Linked DNA regions of Homo sapiens: region 1 is linked to region 2. Evidence: read pairs that join two places in POLR2A ChIA-PET (ENCODE). Cell type or tissue: PC-3. All regions are shown on one strand. Links, peaks and the distances in the headings refer to the core of each region. The heading gives the core; the rest is flanking DNA.

Region 1 (5,381 bases), core at 277-5,276, 160 kb after region 2:
CACCCTCTTTTAGACTGCATTCTAACAATTCCCCTTAGGACCTTGCCCATAGCCACCATCCCGCTCATTTCTCTCCTTTGTTCATGGACACAAGCCCTGTTGCACAGTCTTTGTCCTCTCCTGTGGTCCAGCTCTTCCTGGATCCACTGAGTCCCCAGTCCGCCTCCCAGAGGGAGTCCCTGTGAGCCCGCTGGATGGTGGCCCATTTCAGGCCCCATGCTGGAGGCTGGGCAGGGCTGATAGTGCCACACTGGACATGGAGGAGCCCGGTGACCCAGGAAGGGTGCTGGGTGGTCAAGTCCTTTGGGAGTGGGGGAGGGGAAGGAGCGTCTGCCCCAGCTGCTCAGGCGGTGTGTGGTGGGGCCTGAAGGCTGACGGGTACTGCTTGGGGTGCTGGATCTGTGCTGCTCAGAAGGGCCTGTCTCCCTTGGGTATGTAAAGGAGGTGACATCACCAGAAGTGCTCTGTGAGAGGAAGCAGCATTTACTGGAAAGATAGTTGGTTAAGAGCAGCCTGGAGTATGGGGGGCCTGAGGGTGTGGTACCAGCAGAACTCAAGGACGTGGCAATTGGCAGAGGAGAAACTTGCCTGAAGCAAGGCAAGGAGACAGCTTGGGTGGAGTGGAGGGAGAGTGGAGAAAGGGGCACCATTGCCAGAGATGGAGGCTGCAGCTGGGGCCATAGGCCCAAGGCCTAGCAAGAAGCCATGGAGGAAGAGACCAAAGGGCTGCTTTCTAACCAGCTGAGCAGAAGACCAGGGGAACTCGCTGTCATTCTGCAGTGCAGACAACCTCCCAGTGGGCCTCTCGCTCCCAAAGCTTCAGCACACAGGGCTTCATATGAATAGGCCATACACACATGAACATGTGTTTGTGCACTTGTGCCTATTTGTGCACATGCATGCGTATATGTATAACATGTGTGCACGTGCATGTGTGTATGTATTCACGTGTGCATGTGTATGTTAAAGACAACAGCCATTTCATGCCAAAGTCAGAGGCCAAGGTTGCCCTGAGACCACAGACCCACGGATAGCTCACAGAGGCCTTTGGACTTCTTCAAGGCATGGAGTGAGGTTCAACCAGCCAACATCTGGGTTACGCATTTATTTTCTTAGAGTAAATAATCTTAGGGGTGGGGAACAGCTGACACAGTGTGGTTTTTTTCTCCATGTGATTTCGAAGTGATATCCACCAGGACTTCTGTCCTTAGGCTTCTTTTCTTTTCCCCAGTTGTCAAGGGGAGTAAAGACTCCAGAACTGTGTTTAGTCCTTCAAAGGAAAGTCCACCCCTGGGCGGAGAGAGAAGTGCTCTGTGAGAGGTGCTCAGAGCACCTCTGAGTGCTTCTGATACCAAAATAACCAGCTTCCCAGGCCTTTTTGTCTCCTCAGTACGATGCATGAGATGAAAGTTCCTTCGGAAAACTGAGCATCTGAGACCCCATGGGGATGAAGTTCCATGGAGAAGAAGTTGTAGTGCTGCCTCTGCCTCAGGGGTTAGCCTCCAAGTCAGTGAGTGAAGGAAAGAAGCTTGTGTGGTCAAAGTGATTTGCAGGAGCCTCTTCAGCCACTTGCCAAGCACAATTCTTCTGGACCTGTCCACACAACTCCATTCAGTAAATCTCCTGCACACTCAAAGCTTGAGAATCACAAAGACAGTCTAAAGAAAACATTTCTCTCTTCTTCCTTCTTCTTTCCCTTCCAGACCCCACCCTGAAAAGGGTTTGTGGTCAGACATCCAGCTTTTCAAATCTTTCACCTTTAAGATGGCTGTAATCCCTACTGTGTGGGGCAGATGTTGGCTGCCCAACCCAGCAGCTACTTCCAAAAACTTCCACTCTTGCCTTCCTCCCACACCAGAGGCTAGAAAAGCAGCTCATTCCTTTCCCAGTCTCCCTTGCAGTAAGTGTGACCAGATAGCCCAGCTCTGAGTAATGAAATGTGAAAGGGACTTCTGGGAAGGCATTTGTTTCATTTTGCTTTGTTTTACCTTGATAAAAGAGACAGACACCAGATGAGAATGGAGAGGGCTACTCTTTTCCTCCTATTTTCCTTTGAACATGGATGTGATGCTGGATTTGTGGCAGCCATTTGAAACCCTGAGTTGTCAAGCATGAGAGCAAAATGTCAACAGGCTAAGGAAGTCAGAACGTAATCATGAAAGGAGCTGAGTTCTTCACAGCACCCTTACATAATGGGCCAACTGGGAGACTCATCTGCCTCTGTGATTCTTGTTTATTTGTTAGAATAAGTTCAGACATGAGTGACAGAAAGCCTAAACTGATGATGTTAAAGAAAATATAAGTTTATTTCTTATAGAAATCCAGGCCATAGATGAAAACATGGCTCCACAAATTTCAGGGACCAGATTCAATATGTAGCTTTCATCGTGTGGCCTAAGATGTTGCTCAAGCCCCAGCCATCACACGTGGCTCCAGCCACCAAGATGGAGAAAAGGAGAGTTGATAAGCAGGACTTCTCTCTGTAACACACTCTGGAAGTTGCAGGCACCACTTCCATCTACCAGAACTTAGTCACTTGACCACATTTACTACTTGCGGGACTGAGAAAGGTAGACTCTACTTGGACATCCATGTGCCCAACTAACATTTGATATGTTAAGGAATGACTAGTGGTGACTGTTGCATGAGTAAACATTAAAAGGTTTACATATAGTTAGTCACATTGTCTGTTACTTGCAGCCAATAGCTTTCCTAGCTCATACTCGGTGAATTTCAAAAGCATTTCTCAGATTTCCGTTTCCAACCAACATGGGAAAGTGGAGACTTAATTATTCTTCCTGCATGAAGCAATAACAAACCTGGGCAAAATACAAGAAACAATTACATTCAAAACTTTAGATGTCAAGCTGTGAAGGACAGTGATTCCTGAATGATGAAATCGAATGAGGGAAAGCCAACTTATTGCCTCGAGAGCATTTCCAGGTGGAGGTGCTGGGAGGAGAAACCCAGAGAAACACAAGAAGAGAACCCTGAAGATCTTCAGAGAGTTTCCCTCAAGTAATCAGCTGTAAACATGTCAGTGCTTGTATGTGAGGGAACGAACTGAGGTTAGGAGAAGAACCATTAGAAAAGATTAGAGGGAACAATGCCTGGGGCTGATACAGCTCATATAGGTCCATAGAGTGCCTGTTTCCACCAGCCAGTCTAGGAAACCTCTTAATTCACACAGCATTAGATACCATACTCAGGTATTGTCTTTCAGATTTATTAGAGCAGCATTTATCTACCAATGGTCTTGCATCGATAACAAATCCGAAAGATGATACTTGAAATGATCAAACTGCTTCCCAATAACTTAACTGAGTACCAGAACAAAATTTAAGAATATTTATAGAAATACAAAGCCAGCACAAACATAGTAAAATTCACAATGTCTGGTACCCAGTAAAATATCTTCAGGCATACAAAGAAACAGAAAAATATGACCGTTACTAAAGAAAAATCAAACAATCAAAAGCAAATCAGAACTGACACAGATGTTAGAATTATCAGACAAAGGCATTAAAACATTTATAGTTGCATTCTATATGTATAAAAGCTCAAGTAGAGACCTAATCAAACTTCTGCAGATAAAAACTACAATGTCTGAGATGAGAAATTAATGGCAAATTACACGTTGCAGAAAAAGAGATGAATGAAATTGAAGATACAGCAAAAGAAATAATATAAGGTGATACACAGAGATAAAAAATATAAAATAAATAAACAGTACATCAGAGGAAACTTCAAGAAACCTAATAAATGTTTAATTAGGATTCCCAAACAAGAGAGAGTTTAGTTAAAAAAAAAGATATATAAAGAAACAATGGCCAAAAAATGACAAACTATGATATAAACAATTAATCTACAGATGCAAGAATATCAACAAACCCTAAGCACAAGAAACATAAAGAAAAAGACACCAAGATACATCATGATCAAATTGCTTAAAACCAGTAATTCAAAAAAACCTTAAAATGAGCCATAGAAAAAGGCATATTACATACAGAGGGACAAAGATAAGGATAACAGCATATTTCTTGTTAGAAACAATACAAATGAGAAAACAGTGGAATATCATCTAAATGCTGAAGGAGTGGAGGATGGGGGAGGATTGTTAACCTAGAATTCTATACTCAGCAAAAAACAAAGGCAAAGTAAAGAAACTTTCAACAATAGCTGAAAGAATTACCAACAGAACCACTCCAAAAAAATACTACCAGAAGTCCTTCAGGCAGAAGGAAAATTATACTAGATGAAAATATGAGTTTATAAAAAAGGATGAAGAGCCCTGAAAATGGTAACTATGTGGGAAATGTTAATACTTCTTTCTTATTATCTGAATCTTTCCAAAAGCTAATTGATGGACCAAAAGTAATAACAAGGTATTTTGGCTAATGTAAAGGCTAATGTAAATAAAGGGGCATAATATCACTTGAAGGTGACCTGTGATAAATGATGTTTACTAAAAATTCTAAAGCAACCATTAAAATAACAGTTATAGATATAAGCCAACAAAAGAGATAAAGTGAAATAATAAAAAAATGCTCAATTAAACAAAAATAAATAGACAGGACAAATAGAGAACAAGTAGCAAGATGGCAGATTTAAACCTAGCTATATCAATAAATACATTCAATGCAAATGGTCATGACACTCCAGATAAAAGACAGAGATTTCCAGATTGGATAAGAAAGCAAGACTCAAGTGTATGCTACTATAAGAAATCTATTTCAAAAATAAAGTCACAAATAAGTAAGAAGTAGGAGGATGGGAAAAGATATACCATGCTAACACACATCAAAAGAAATATGTAGTAGCTATTATATATCAATATCAGACAAAGTAAATTTCAGAGCAAAGAATATTACCAGAAATAAAACAGGTAATTTCATATTACCATTATTAATGGAGCCAACTCATCAAGAAAAATAACAATCTAAAACATTTGTGCACCTAATAACAGAACCTCAAAATACACTAGCCAGTAAGTGATAGAACTTCAAGGACAAATAGATAAATCTACAATCATAATCTAATATTTAAATACTCTGACCTCAATAATTGATAACTGATAAAAGAAATAAACAGAAAATCAGCCACAATATAGAAGCCTTAAATAACACTATGAACAAACTTGCCCTAATGGACATTTATAGAACACTCAATTCAATAACAGTAGATACATATTCTTTTGTAGTGCATGAAGAACATTTACCAAGACTGACTACATTCTGGGCCATAAAACAGTCCCAATAAATATTAAAGGATCCAAGGTCACATAAAGTCTATTTTCATATTATAACAGAATTAAATTAGAAATCAATAACTAAAAGATAACCTGGAAATCCCCCAAGTATTTGAGAAGTAAGTAGCACACT
Region 2 (5,381 bases), core at 256-5,255:
TGGAATTAGCAAGTACTTTAAAAAATGGAAACCCAGTGCTGGCAAGAGTGTGCAAGGGTCCTGTTGTAGCGTGGCCCTGCCATCAAGAAGGCATTTGACAGAAGATGTGCTCAGAGCCTCTGCTCTGTGACCTGTCTCTAGAAATCCGTGCTCAGGACCCCCAGCTGGGAAAGGGGGTTCCAGGGTACCCTGTGTACCATGGTGAGCAGGGCATGCAGAGGAAACTGCGCGCTTGCAGGGCAGTCCTGGGCCGTCGGACTGTCTCCTTTGTTTCCCAGATGGTTTTTGACGAGCCTGACCTGGAAACGAGTTTGCAGCTGTATTAGAAAATGAAAAATGTAGTTGAAAACTATATTCACAGGCATCCAAGGCCCTTACTCATCTGGCCGTATCCTATCTTCATAGCCTCTTTCCTTAAAATATCCCTCCTCCAGGCGCTGGGCTCTGGCAGTACCACCCCACCGTCTTAAGAAGGTGCCGCGAGTGCGTCGTTGCTCGCACCACTTGCTTAGGCCCGTGCAGAGGCTCTGTAGGCAGGTATGGCTTTATTGGGCCCTCAGCACCCCTGTGAGGTAGGTGTCACTCCCGTTTCACAGAACAGAAAAAGGAGACCCGCAAAAGATAAATAATTTGTCTAAGGCCACACTGCTGGTAAGAGGCTGAACTGGAACCCAGGCTGGGGTGCCTGCACTGCTGCCCTTCATGCCCCCATGCCTTGGCTGGGCAGCTCCTGCGGCAGGAGCACCATCTGCTCTGCTGCAGGGTGGCCCAGTCACCTCGAGGGCTGCATACTCCTGAGACCGCTTTTCTGCCTTCTCGGGAGGTGTGTGGTTTCCTCTGCTGCTTGCATGTTTCAGTGTTGGCACTGACTTCCTTCTGCCCTTTGTTGCAGCAACTGGCTGTTCTATTTGCCCCTACCAGGTCATAGGCCTCTGACCGCCAAGAGCTCCACGTCTCCTTCCTGTGTCCATATGGGGCAGAGCTCCAGCGTAGTAGAAAGCCAGGGCACGGAGGGGAGGTGATTGTAACTTTGAATGTGTCTTGTTTTTCCTCTGATGCCTGTGTGCAGATCAGAGACATAAGTGGACTGGGAGTGTAAGCAAGGAGTTGCCAGCTCTGGGCTCCAGGACACCTGCTCAGTCTCCCTGGGCATCCATTGTCTCAGTGGGAAAGTGAAAGGACTGGCTTTGGTGATCTGTCAAGATAGTTTCCAGCTCTAAATGTCATCCTAGGATTACATTTTTTATGATAATAGCTTAATCGAGATGACTAGAATAAATTGTTTTCAACTGAATATTTAAGCAGTTAATACTTAATTTGACTTAATCTTCCCAACATCTCCATGTAGTGGGTGAAGAAACAGGCACAGAGGTTGCTTAGGCATAGCTGAGGTAGGACTTCAAATCTCCCTACGGGTTTCACTGTATCTCTTGCTTTTTAAAAACAGTTTGCTTTTGACTTGAATTGCTTGTGATGCTACTTCTAGAGATATTTGGTCTCTGTCCTTGCCAGTAGCCAGGGTGCAAAATGCAGGTCTGGTGGTTCTGATCTGATGGGGAAGTGTCACTTGTTCCTGGTTCCTTGGTGATCCTTGGGTTTCACTCTCATTACTCTTTTTGTTCCAGGATGTTGCGCGAGGTTCTCCGCTCGTAGCAGTCTGTACATTCACTCTAAGAAACACGTGCAGGATGTGGGTGCTCCGAAAAGCCGTTGCCCAGTTTCTACCTGCAACAGACTCTTCACCTCCAAGCACAGCATGAAGGCGCACATGGTCAGACAGCACAGCCGGCGCCAAGGTCTGCACTTTCCACGGCCCCCATGGGGAGCTGCTTCCCTGTGAGAAACGGGAACAGTGCCAGTGCCGTCTGTTCCTTCTTCACCTCTTGGAAGGCGTCAGGCAGTGGGGTTGTGGGCGTGGCTGCCAAGCCAAGTGGCCTCTTTTGCACTCTCTGCCACTTTCTTGCCTTTGACCCTCTAATCCCTCCCATGTCTTTTGTTTTTTGAGACAGGGTCCCTCTCTGTCACCCTGACTGGAGTGCAGTGGTGTGATCATGGCTCACTGCAACCTCAGGCTCCTGCTCAAGTGATCCTCCCACCCCAGTCTCCAGAGTAGCTGAGCCCACAGGCATCCACCACCATGCCCAGCTAATTTTTGCATTTTTTATAGAGACAGGGTTTCACTATGTTGCTCAGGCTGGTTTTGAACTGCTGGCCTTAAGCAGTCTGCCCACCTCAGCCTCCCAAAGTGCTGGGATTACAGGCATGAGCCACCATGCCCTGCCCCTCCCATGTCTTTGAAATGCTTTCCTGGAAGAATGTTTCACTTTGTTGACTTTCCCTAGCATATGTCCCCTAAGCCTGTGTCTCTCACTGGGACTTTTGTCCTGAATTCTGAACCTGCCCCTCCTGTGTTTCCGTCTGCCTCAGCTATTCTATCTCCAAGTAACAAAGGCTAGAGCAGAGTTGTGTTTCAGGAGTGGACTGGGAGTAACGAGGGCTGGAGAGGGCAGGGTTAGAGAGGAAAGTGACGGTGGCCTGGTGACCTGTGAGGGGAATGCTGAGTGTGTGAGTGCCTAGTCATTGGGCAGCTTTGCAGCATGGGACTAGGAAACCTACCCCACTAGGCCTTCTCCACAGTCCAGGATACAGAAGTGCCTGGCAGCTGTGGTGGCGGCCCCTCTGGGGAGCACACCCATGTGCCCTATTCTCTGGGCCCTGGTGCGGTTGTCGCTCCTCACCGGGCCTGGCTGATGGCATCCTAGCTGGCCCTAGAGTTACTTCTGCTGCTCAGTCCGTGGAGGCTGTGTGTGTCACCAACTGGGTCCTCACGTCTCCTGTGTGACCAGCAGCACCACAGCAGAGCACCGGCTTTGGGGCGCAGCTGTGTCACAGCTGCCGCGTTGGCAAGGGACAGGCCTCCATGCCTCGCACAGAGTTTGGTGAGGGGTTGGGCTCAGGGCAGTTCTGTGGCCTTTGCTTTCTTGTGATCCTATTTAGAAGTGGTCATGAAGCCCCTCCTTGGGATCTTGGACACTGATCTTTCACAGTTTACAGCAGTTGCCGTTCAGCTTTATATTTAAATAAATTGCCCTTCTGGCTTTAGTAGTGTCTTGAGGACACGGAATGTGCGTGCCACCTGATTCATGTTGGAGGGTGTCACCTTTGCTCACAGAGGCCCACATGACCAGGCCCCTTTTCTCTGAGGGCTCTGTGAGACTACATCACTTAGGCCTCTCCCCTGTTTGGCCGTTCCCTCTCATGGCACACTTCCCCTTTCCTGACCTGGCCAATTGAGAAGTCTGCAGAGGCCCAGTGTTATACTAGATGCACTTTCCTTAAACTCTAGTGGGATGTGAGACCCTCTTCTGTAGCAACCTATGTATCCCAGGATTGAATTTCCTGTGTGACAATGACTTATTTGTGTGTCATCCCCCTGCCAGCTGTCAGGGGTAGAAGACCAGGTGTCACCCTTTCGTCTAGTGAAAAACAGGCACTCGAGAACACCCAGTTACCGTGGGATTATGTCACGCCCTCAATGGGTTGTTTCAGTCCCCCTAATGGTGGTCCTGGGAGTGGGTTCCTCACTGCTTTGTCACTGATGAAACCAAGATAGAAAGGACTTGCCAGGGTCACACCTGCAAGAAGGGCTGGGGCTGGGCTTTGAACTGTGGTGATCATGACTGTTTTGCCAGATGCTCTGCTATCTAATGTTTATTTAGTGATTGTGTTAATATCTGGCCCTTGTACATGTCTGGTCTCTGGTAGTAAATGTTTATAGAATTAGTAAAGTGCTAAGTAAGAAATTTATTAATAAGTGGGTATCATTTGCACTGAGATTATTCATGATCTCTTCACAGGGAGCTGAGTCCTCAAGAGAGTCAAGGGAATTTTTAGGAAGTTTTGAAAAACTGACATAGTTTTCCATTTTTAATTTCTCCAAAGGATCACTACCATTTTCTTTCAAAATGCTTCATTGGTACTAAGGGATATTTATTGAAGAAGTGATACTATATTGATACTTTTTTTAATCTTTAAAGTAATATGACAACTAAAGAGGATACATTCTGAATTTGATTTTCTTTTTGTCTAGAATAGACTTCTTTTGTAGATTTGCATTATTAAAAATATAAAATATAATAGACATTCTGGCCAGGTGTTCACAGCCTGCAGGTATGAGCTTGGGAACAGTAACAGCTGGCATGGGAGAAATAGGATCAGAGAACCGAGAGCAGCTTTTCCTCTGGGCCAGGTGCTGGCACAGTCAGGAAGCTGCTGGGGACAGTCCTATGGAAAGCGTGACATCAAGTCCTTATTTGGCTCTTTTGCCCAAATTAATTATGCTCCCATTTTACTGTTTGCTTGATGCTTGAAGCATCCTGTGATTTGGTGTAATTGGCATGTACTTGTATACAAACCCTAAACTTGCCTATGCATTAAAATTTTTTGGAAGTCATTATTCCCCCAAAAGTATGCTGATTATTTAAATTACGTAGTTGAATAACAAATAATCAAATATTTAAAGAGTATTATGACCAGAAATTAAGACTCCAGATGAAGAAGGGCCTGTTAGAATCATGACATGCTGCAGGCGTGGTGGCTCATACCTGTAATCCCAGCACTTTGGGAGGCCCAGGCGGGCCGATCACGAGGTCAGGAGATCGAGACCATCCTGGCTAATGCGGTGAAACCCCGTCTCTACTAAAAACACAAAAAAATTAGCCGGGCATAGTGGCGGGTGCCTGTAGTCCCAGTTACTCGGGGAGCTGAGGCAAGAGAACGGGGTGAACCCGGGAGGCGGAGCTTGCAGTGAGCCGAGATCGCGCCACTGCACTCCAGCCTGGGCGACAGAGCGAGACTCCCTCTCAAAAAAAATAATAATAATAATAATTACATGCTGCATCAGGGCTGGGCACTGTGCTGGGGGCTGAGGGGACAGTGGTGGTCAGATGGCTCTCCACCCTCAGGAGGCTTGCAGTCCTGCTGGGGAAATGTGAGGCTGGAGATGCAGTGGTAGGGGAGGCTGTGGGAGGGAAAGCCCATCAGGAAAAGCTCCGTCTAGGGGGCCCCCAGCATGCCTGGAAGTCTTGTGCATCTGCCTAGAGCTGAAGCTTTGGGTCTGTCCTGGCTTTGCCAGGCAGCCAGTTTTATTTCCTTTGTTCACCCCTATATGGCTCCAGTCGGTTTTGGGGTGGCAGCTAGTTGTGGAGTGGAGCACAGAGTTTGGCAAACATGAGCTGACAAGCTGATTCGGAAAATATCCTCAGAGCACAGGCCAGCTAGCAACTGGCAGCTGAGTGGAAAGGTTCAGTCCTCTCGGGCAGCTCCGGTGGCACCTAGAGGGGAGAGGGTGCAGGCTTTGAAGCCAGAAAGACATGGATGCA

Evidence for each region. ChIA-PET counts read pairs that join two places held together with the same protein. Peaks named below come from ENCODE experiments on the same cell type or tissue, not always from the same donor. Only the 100,000 strongest peaks of a DNase experiment are listed, where the experiment ranks them.
Region 1: POLR2A ChIA-PET joins it to region 2 with 10 read pairs; 2 of 35 experiments call an interaction of 5 or more read pairs at or near these places.

What each region holds. Positions count from the first base shown.
Region 1 is chr3:126,302,150-126,307,530 of GRCh38, reverse strand. It overlaps a transcript of KLF15 not described here. Among named protein-coding and RNA genes, the nearest start is that of KLF15, 53 kb to the left of the region's middle. In PC-3, for the core only: no CTCF peak of the experiment used is centred there; a DNase peak (open chromatin) is centred at 2,620; H3K27ac peaks cover 1,201 bases.
Region 2 is chr3:126,462,570-126,467,950 of GRCh38, reverse strand. ZXDC (ZXD family zinc finger C) reads left to right here. Exons shown (of 10, transcript NM_025112.5): 5 at 1,626-1,796. Among named protein-coding and RNA genes, the nearest start is that of ZXDC, 11 kb to the left of the region's middle. RefSeq lists an enhancer at 1-215. In PC-3, for the core only: no CTCF peak of the experiment used is centred there; no DNase peak of the experiment used is centred there.